Regions from separate parts of the Homo sapiens genome. Here region 2 is linked to region 1. Evidence: read pairs that join two places in POLR2A ChIA-PET (ENCODE). Cell type or tissue: PC-9. All regions are shown on one strand. Each heading gives the region's core, and the rest is flanking DNA. Links, peaks and the distances in the headings are about the cores only.

Region 1 (4,157 bases), core at 1-4,000:
AGAACTAATCAAACTCAGGAAATTTAACACTTATTTGTACAATGCTCTTATCTAATACACAGTCCATATTCACATTTTGTCCGTTGTCCCAACAGTATACTTTTTTTCCCCAGTCCAGGATCATGGATTATAATATATCCATGTTGTCATATCTCTCTAGCTCCATTTAATCTGGAACAGTTCTTCAATTTTTGTTTTTGACCTTGACATTTTTGAAGCATATTGGACAGCTATTTTGTAGAATGTACCTTGATTTGGATTTGTCCAGTGTTTCCCCATGATGAGATTTGATTTTGCATTTTTGGTCTACATAACAGATTTATTATTTTAGGTTTTTCTGACCTGCTCAACATGATCGTACAGAGATTTTTATGTTCTTGTGCTAAGAGCAATGTGGAAAACTGAGTCATGAGGGTTTCTAGGATTAAGCAAAGACACCAGTCAGATAACACTAACAAATAACAGTAGTAAAATAGCACCCTAGAAAATTGGTTCATTATAGTGCCTGTTACTTCATTATTGGAATTTGTATTTTTAGTCAGTGAAAAAAAACAGACTCGGCCGGGCATGGTGGCTCATGCCTGTAATCCCAGCACTTTGGGAGGTCGAGGCGGGCGGATCACCTGAGGATGGGAGTTCAAGACCAGTCTGACCAACATGGTGAAACCCCGTCTTTACTAAAAATACAAAATTAGCCAGGCGTGGTGGCGCATTCCTGTAATCCCAGCTACTTGGGAGGCTGAGGCAGGAGAATCGCTTGAACCCAGGAGGCGGAGTTTGCTGGTGAGCCAAGATCGCGCCATTGCACTCCAGCCTGGGCAACAAGAGCGAAACTCCATCTCAAAAAAAAAAAAAAAAAACCAGGCTCAGAATTAGTAGAATTAGTACTTCTAAGTAGATATAAATTACCTGTGGCAAAATGAAAAATAATGAGGTCAGGTGCAGTGGCTCAAGCGTGTCATCCGAGGACTTTGGGAGGCTGAGGTAGGAGCATCGCTTGAGGCCACGAATTCAAGACCAGCCTCCACAACAAGAAAGATAAAAATAAAAAAATTAGTGGGCATGGTGGCACGCACCTGTAGTCTTAGCTATCTAGAAGAACTGCTTGAGCCCAGGAGCTTGAGGGTACAGTGAGCTATGATCATGCCACTGCACTCCAGCCTGGGTGACCCATCTATAAAAATTTTTTTTAAAAAATAACAGAGAAATAAAGTAATGATAGATGATCTACTCTAGAAAATATATTGAAGGAAAGCTTAAAACAAGGTTTTCATGGAGCAGACAAGAATAGGCAAAGATGGCTGGGTGCAGTGGCTCACGCCTGTAATTTCAGCACTTTGAGAGTCTGAGGTGGGTGGATCACTTGAGGTCAGGAGTTTGAGACCAGCCTGGCCAACATGGTGAAACCCCGTCTCTACTAACAATATAAAAATCAGCTGGATGTGGTTGTGGGCGCCTGTAATCCCAGCTACTCGGGAGGCTGAGGCATGAGAATCGCTTAAACCCCGGAGGTGGAGGTTGCAGTGAGCCAAGATCACACCACTGCACTCCAGCCTGGATGACAGAGTGAGACTCTGTCTCAAAAAAAAAAAAAAAAAAAGAAAAAAAGAAAAGGAAAAGAATAGCCAAAGATTTTCATTCATTTTTATTCTTAATATTGGTCAGGAAAATAAAATTGGAGTTAAAGAAACCCAGACTTTTTTCTAGGCATGAATTTGGATTTTTGTCATACCTTTAATTCTTATACCACAGAATGTCAGAAATTACGTATTTATCAGAATCTTTAGTTTTCTGCACATTAATGTTCTCTTCTTCCTAAAGGTGAGGCATCTATACTAGCTACCTTCTCTGTAACAGAAGGGAAGAAAAAAGTTCCTGTGGCTGGCTGCAGAGTCCAAAAGGGACAGTTAGAAAAACAAAAAAAATTTAAACTAACCCGTAATGGACATGTAATTTGGAAGGGTAAGCAACATCAAAATCTCCTATAATAGCATATCCAGTCACCAAGACCTGTTGACTATATAACCATCTGAAATCTGTTCATCTTTCATGCCCATAATCTCAGCTCAGGCCATTTCTTATTGCTATTGAAACCCCTAAATTGTCTGTAGTTGATGGGTTCCCTTTGCCTGAGATGTATGTTGGTTTTACCCATTCAAGTCCTGAGTACCATCCTGTCCTCAGCAAAAAGTTTATGTCTACCTTTGAAATAGGAGATTTAGGTTATTTTGTTACAAATCAAGTCTTATTCACAGCAAACTTCATTTTTGAGGGGGTTCCCCTGGTATTTAGTCCCATCATTTAACTTGACAAGACCATAAAATTTTTAAGAATTTCAGTGTAATTTCCTGGTTAACACCACATAATGTAGTATTTAGTAGGTACTTATCATTTATTGAATATACTAACCTTAAATTATCTTTTTTAAGGCTCATTAACCTCATTGAAACACCATAAAGATGACATTTCAATTGTCAAAACGGGAATGGATTGTGGTCTCAGTTTAGATGAAGACAATATGGAATTTCAAGTGGGAGACAGAATTGTTTGTTATGAAGAAAAGCAAATTCAAGCCAAGACTTCTTGGGATCCAGGATTTTAAAATTACATTAAAAATGTAAATAACTCAACGTGTTGTTTGTTTGAAGGTAGAAATGCACTACTACTGGCCAAAAAGTATCTAAGTTGTTTTACCATGTGTTCATATGCATTTGCACAAACTGTCAAAGTGCTCAGAAATAGGAAACCTTATTTAAGGATGCCTCCAACTAGAAATCCTTGAATGGAAAGACTGGCAATATGGTAAAAGTGAATTGTTATTTATACATCACCGATTTCTTTCAAGTGTATGCTTTAGTTAAGAGGCTTATCAAGTGAACCAGCTTTCCCTGAATTGAGCTCCGAAGGAAGATAGGCTACCCCAGTCCTGCTTGAAACTAAACTGTCTTTTACTGTTAACAGTACAAATAAGTAATCATTCCTTTATAGGGATCCATCCTGAACAAACATTAAATTCCCAAGCGTTGTACAACAGACAGCAAGCATTCCACTGAAACACCCAGAGACTGAGGATGCATTTTGTTTTTTTTGGAAGCAGGGTTTTGTCCAGGCTGAAATGCAATGCATAATTAATTACAACTCCTGGGCTCAAGGGATCCTTTTGTCTCAGACTTCCCAGTAGGCAGGACCATAGGAGTCAGCCTACTTTTTTTTTTTTTTTTTTTTTTTTTACAGAGATGGGGGTCTTGCTATGGTGCCCAGGCTGCTCTTGAACTCCTGGACACTCAAGTGATCCTCCCAAAGCATAGGGATTACAGGCACCCCACAACAAAGAATTACCTGGCCCCAAATGTCTGTTGTGTTGAGGTCAAGAAATGGACAGAAACACAAACTGGCTTATATTTAGACAACTTACATTAAATATAACTTCTGCCAAAGTATAGGTAGTCTAAGAATTGAAAATATCAAGACCTTTACAAGTGGTTGGCACCTGGCAGGTATACAGAACCACTGGGTCACATAATCCCCAGAGGCAACATTCACACAGCGATAGCAGTAGCACTACTAAAAGGAAATGGTGTGACCATCAATTTGGTGCTTAAAAACCATTCTTTTTACTGCAATAAAACCCAACAATAAATGTTAGTTCATGTCTTTTATTAACTCATACAGTTACTTGTCTTCTGGTTTGTTGAAACAGTAAGTCAGACAACATTTGCCACAATAATGTCTGTCAAAGTGACTTGCCATAAACACCCCAGCACCACATTCATCAGAAGGGCACTCTCGACGAAGGCGACTAATTTTGCCATTCTCATCCACCTGAAAAGCACAAACCTGCTGTTAAGATAATTTTACAACACATTCTGAAGTCTAATTTAAGTGACTCAAAATATTTAAGCTTTTAACTGTGTAATACTGGTGGTTTTGGTGCTTACAAACCAAAGCACCCTAAATTCTCACCAGTTATCATTGCTACAATGAAAACATTCAGAAGTCTTGGGACTTTTGAACACTAAAGGCCAGCTTTGCAAGTGGTAGACAAAGGTAAAGACCTGAACCCAAACCCGACTTTAAACTCAGAACCCTATTACATAACTGATTTCAAATACCAAACAGGAAAAACCCCAGAAAGTCTGAATTTCTCATTTCCAGAA
Region 2 (4,540 bases), core at 294-4,293, 610 kb before region 1:
GCCAGGTTTGAATCCAGGTCAGTTTGACTCCATAACCTGCAGTCTTAATCATGTCTTTAATGATCAATGGCTAACTCCTTGTGATCATTGATGTTTTCTGAGTTTCTTTTTTAAAAATTTTGATGTGAAAGTTGTCAGAATCAAGATAGAATCACTTATGTTAAAAAAAAATAATAATAAACCTCACAAATACAGCCAAGGAAGTTCATGAAGAGAGATCTCATTCATAAGTGCCTAATAAAAACTATCACAAAAGACTGTGAAAACTGCAAACTTGCACAAAAAAAATACTTCAAGGTCATTTGCCCAGCAAGTGCTTGTGCAGTTTGCATTGGTGTCACCCTTGTTATTGATCCTCATAACCAAGGATACTTATCTCAAAACAATTATGTAATCCTCCTCATTTTTCTTTTAAAAGTATTTGTCTTCCTTTACTTCCTGAATACGCACATAGTTTATTATGGCATGTGTGTTTCCATTGCGATACCCTATTCCCAAATAAATATCATTTTCTTTTGGAGAGCCCCTCTCTGTTCTTTATTTAGATTGACATATAAATGGTGTCAGAAATGGGACCTGGAGGAAAATTACTACTAGAAGGAATAGATGATTCTTGAAATGTGTATGGAGTACTCACATGAGCCCTTCGAGCTCTCTGCTTCCATGGCTCACTTTTTCTGCCCTGATGGTCTTCTCTTAGGCAAATCCTCCCTCTTTCTGGTAGAAGATCTTAACATCATTTGGGATCTCATTTGAATAAGGCTGCTTTAATAAATGACTTTACATCCATCCTGGGATGATAAAAGACATTTTGTATTGACGGGCAAGTCTTTTCTGGTATAAAGACAAGCGTCTTTCTGGTTTGAGTACTCTGGTTTCTACAGAATTTACACCCTGTCTGTAAGGCATGTCTTTTCTGCTGAATTTACTCTTGGTTCTTCCTGTCTGCCTAATTTAATATTTTGTTTTATTCACATACCTAGGTTAAAATTTTTGTGAACACTCTTATCTTAGTTTCCTTTGGTTTGGTTACGTGCATCTGTAAATGATTTGTCTCTTTTCCCTTGCCTGTTTCTGAAAATCTTCTTAGAGCAAAATAAACATTCTAAATGGTAGATGCAGGATGGCTAAATAAAAGCAACTAGGTTGGTTGCCATCATCTTGGTCCAAACTCCTGACATTCTCTAACAGAATATACAGGATTTTATTTGCTCTTGAGAGATTAGTAAGAAATAGAATGGTATTCCTAAATATTAAGGCATGCCAAGTTTTCTGGAACTCTAGCTGGCTACATATATTGCTCATTCTCATACACATTTTTAAACTGATGGACAAATTACATTGAGAGAAATTGAGAGCTCAAATGATTAATGTTCAAATTATGGTTTTAAAACCCTGCAGCTACAGAGTTAACATGTACAGCCTTCTGAGTTCTTGTCTACTCTACTTTTTTTCTGCCTACTGTGAATATGCTGATGTTTTTGCTGGTATTGAGATAAAACTCACTGTTTATGGCATTTCAGCAAAGAGAGAGAGGGAAACAAGTCTTAAATAGCTTTCAAACCAGTTACAAACTATTACAGCTCCATAGTAATCAACAACCCAGACCTAAGAGTCATCGCCCCCCAACCTTTTTTTTTTTTTTTTTTTTGAGACAGGGTATGGCTCTGTCACCCAGGCTAGAGTGCAGCGGCCATATCATAGCTCACTGCAACCTCTAATTCCTGGACTAAAGGGATCCTCCTACCTGAATCTCCTGAGTAGCTGGGACTACAGGTCCATGCCACTGTTCCTGGCTAATTTTTTTATTATTTTTGGTAGAGACAAGGTCTCACTTTGTTGCCCAGGCTAGTCTTGAACTTCTGGGATCAAGCAATCCTCCCACCTCAGCCTGCCAAAGTGCTGGGATTACAGAAATGAGCCACTGCACCTGATCCATCCCTTTTAATGTAAATTTAGGTTTGCCTAGCTAACAATTTTTTTGGGGGATGGAAGAGTTAATTGAAGAATTGACAGTCTAAAAAAGAACTAGATAAATGCTTATACAAATTAGGCTCTTGGATAAAGCAGGTCAAAATCTTGAGCTCACAGCAATAATATAAGGTATCTCTGTTTAGCATAAAAATTGCGTTTGTCTATCATGCAGGAATCAAAAAGAAAAAGGCAGAAAAAAAACCCTTTTAAAATACTTATTTACCTGCATTGATTAGTCAAGAAAAACAGACTAGCAAACAAAAAATAGATTCAAGGCTACTTGAGAATGTTGTTTTTTTATACAATTCAGCCAGTCTCAGCTAAAATGTAAACATTGAAAACTTAACCCTAAACTCATCTGAAACTAAAAAAATGTTGGAGGGCCAGCTTTTAAAACCAAACTGGTGTGGTAACTGCTTTAGTCAGGATTTTAGTCCATAACTTTCATTACATTATCTATTGGAACAAATGAAGTTTAGCCATGTAAACAAGCTTCTTTTTTCAGAAATATAAGTTAGATCCAACTATCTTTTACAAACCAGTGAATTTGTACATATTACTAAAATTCTAAAATGAAACCGATATATTTATGTGCATATATATATGTTTATGTGTGTTTATACATATGTACATGTATTATATGTTGTGTCTACATAGTGAAATAGGGCATAGTTGGCCAAAAATTCCCTAAGGAACTCTACTTAGATTGGCTTAGATAAATGAGCACTCATATAAAATAATACTAATTAACAAATGCATTTTAGTTAATGTGACTTAAGCAAATCTTTAATAAATAAGCTGGTTTTAAAATTATTGGCAAAATCAAAATAGAAATGTCTTCAGAATTGTCAGCATACTTTTTTTCCTGGGTTTACTGATCAGACGGTTTTATATATTTGTCCTTGCTAGAAGTTTTAAGGTATCAAAATTTGACACAAAGTTTACAAAATTATAAGCCCAGCCTAAAAGAGAATGATCTTTGCTTGTGCAATTTTTTGATAAGTAACACTAATTTAATATTGTTGGCTTAATAAAAATGACTGTAGCTTCTGAGTTGTCAACAAAACACCAATGTATTTAACTTTAAAGTTCTGAGTTGGGTGAATATCTGATATTAACAGGCTATAAAAATGGTTAACAGGGATAACTTTAAATGATGACTAGCTTTGTCTAATATTTCCATTTTCACACATAATCTAGGTAAATTTTTAAAAAACAAATAAGTTAGATAATGTAAAAGAGATAAATGTTTATCAATCAACTTTTCATGTAATTTGAGATTTTAAAGTTACATTGAATTAAGCAATAGATATCCACTAAATGTCTGGGATCAAATTTCCAAAGCAAACCAAAGCTAAAACATAAATTTCTCCAGCCTGGGCAACATAGTGAGACTTCATCTCTACAAAAAAAAGAAAAAAAATTTAAGTACCTGAGCATGGTGATACATGCCTATAGTCCCATCTGCATGGGAGACCGAGGCAAGAGGATTGTTTGAACCCAAGACTTTGAGGCTGCAGTGAGCTATGATCATGTCACTACTCTCCAACCTCAGCAATAAGAGTAAGACTGTCTAAAAAAATTTTTTTTAAACCCTAAAATTGCTGAATATAAATATAAGGGTTTTTATAGAAAGACTAAATATATTTGCATTTATTAATACACGTAAAATTATGTTGTAATTATAAAATGGTTCTCATCTATAAAATACTGATATGTGACAAAGAGTTCAAAATTACTCAGGACCTTAAAGTATGCAAGATTACTAAGAGCTAAAATTCTAATTAATATATATAATTCTGTATACAAAGTGTACCAAAAAAATATGGGATGAGAAAAGTTATAAGAAAGTCATTAAAAAATGTGTTCTTATTAGAAAGAAGTAATTTTGTCTAATTCAGAGGTTATTTAAAGGTTGTTTCAAAATACAGAAACAAGACATAAAGAAACCAGTAAGTAAGAGTGAGAGATATGAAGAAAGTTATGGAGTTTAAGATGTATTTTTAGCAAGGAAGTTTTTTAAAAAGAGAACACTTTTGTATGAGGAAGAATCTTGTGTGATAAATTTTTGTCCTAAAGTAAAATGGTTATTTATGAAAGAGGAAGTACAGGACAAAGCAGAAAGTCTAAACATGTCACATAAGGTCTCAGTAGGTCATAATAAAGTTTAGGAAGGATGGATTATGAATTTATGAAAGAATTTTGTATATGATCTAATTGGCTATAATCAGAAAGGAATTATTTATGTCTTTCCAAAGGTTGCATTTGATATTAAAAATACACTAATACGAAACTAAAACTGTGGTCCTCTGTGTTACAACAACAACTTTTTTTTTTGAGACAGAGTCTCACTCTGCTGTCCAGGCTGTAGTGCAGTGGTTAGTTCTCAGCTCACTGCAACCTACGCCTCCCAGGTTCAAGGGATTCTCCTGCCTCAGCCTCCCGAGAACAACAACTTTTCTTAAAGTATTGATCTGCTCATAGTAAAGTTGCAAGAGGTTTTGATTTTAAAATCTAAAATCTGTTTCTTTTATGGCCATCTTCTAAACTGCAGACAGTTTCCATT

The links. ChIA-PET counts read pairs that join two places held together with the same protein. Peaks named below come from ENCODE experiments on the same cell type or tissue, not always from the same donor. Only the 100,000 strongest peaks of a DNase experiment are listed, where the experiment ranks them.
Region 2: POLR2A ChIA-PET joins it to region 1 with 8 read pairs; 2 of 35 experiments call an interaction of 5 or more read pairs at or near these places.

The regions. Positions count from the first base shown.
Region 1 is chr2:55,235,093-55,239,249 of GRCh38, reverse strand. It overlaps RPS27A (ribosomal protein S27a), which reads right to left. Exons shown (of 6, transcript NM_002954.6): 6 at 3,397-3,822. The coding sequence ends at 3,673. MTIF2 (mitochondrial translational initiation factor 2) reads left to right here. Exons shown (of 16, transcript NM_002453.3): 15 at 1,822-1,962; 16 at 2,430-2,655. The coding sequence ends at 2,602. Among named protein-coding and RNA genes, the nearest start is that of RPS27A, 4.5 kb to the right of the region's middle. In PC-9, for the core only: no CTCF peak of the experiment used is centred there; no DNase peak of the experiment used is centred there; H3K4me3 peaks cover 17 bases; H3K27ac peaks cover 2,216 bases.
Region 2 is chr2:55,848,725-55,853,264 of GRCh38, reverse strand. The region is part of intron 2 of LOC112268416 (a long non-coding RNA gene); the gene reads right to left. Among named protein-coding and RNA genes, the nearest start is that of EFEMP1, 73 kb to the left of the region's middle. In PC-9, for the core only: no CTCF peak of the experiment used is centred there; no DNase peak of the experiment used is centred there.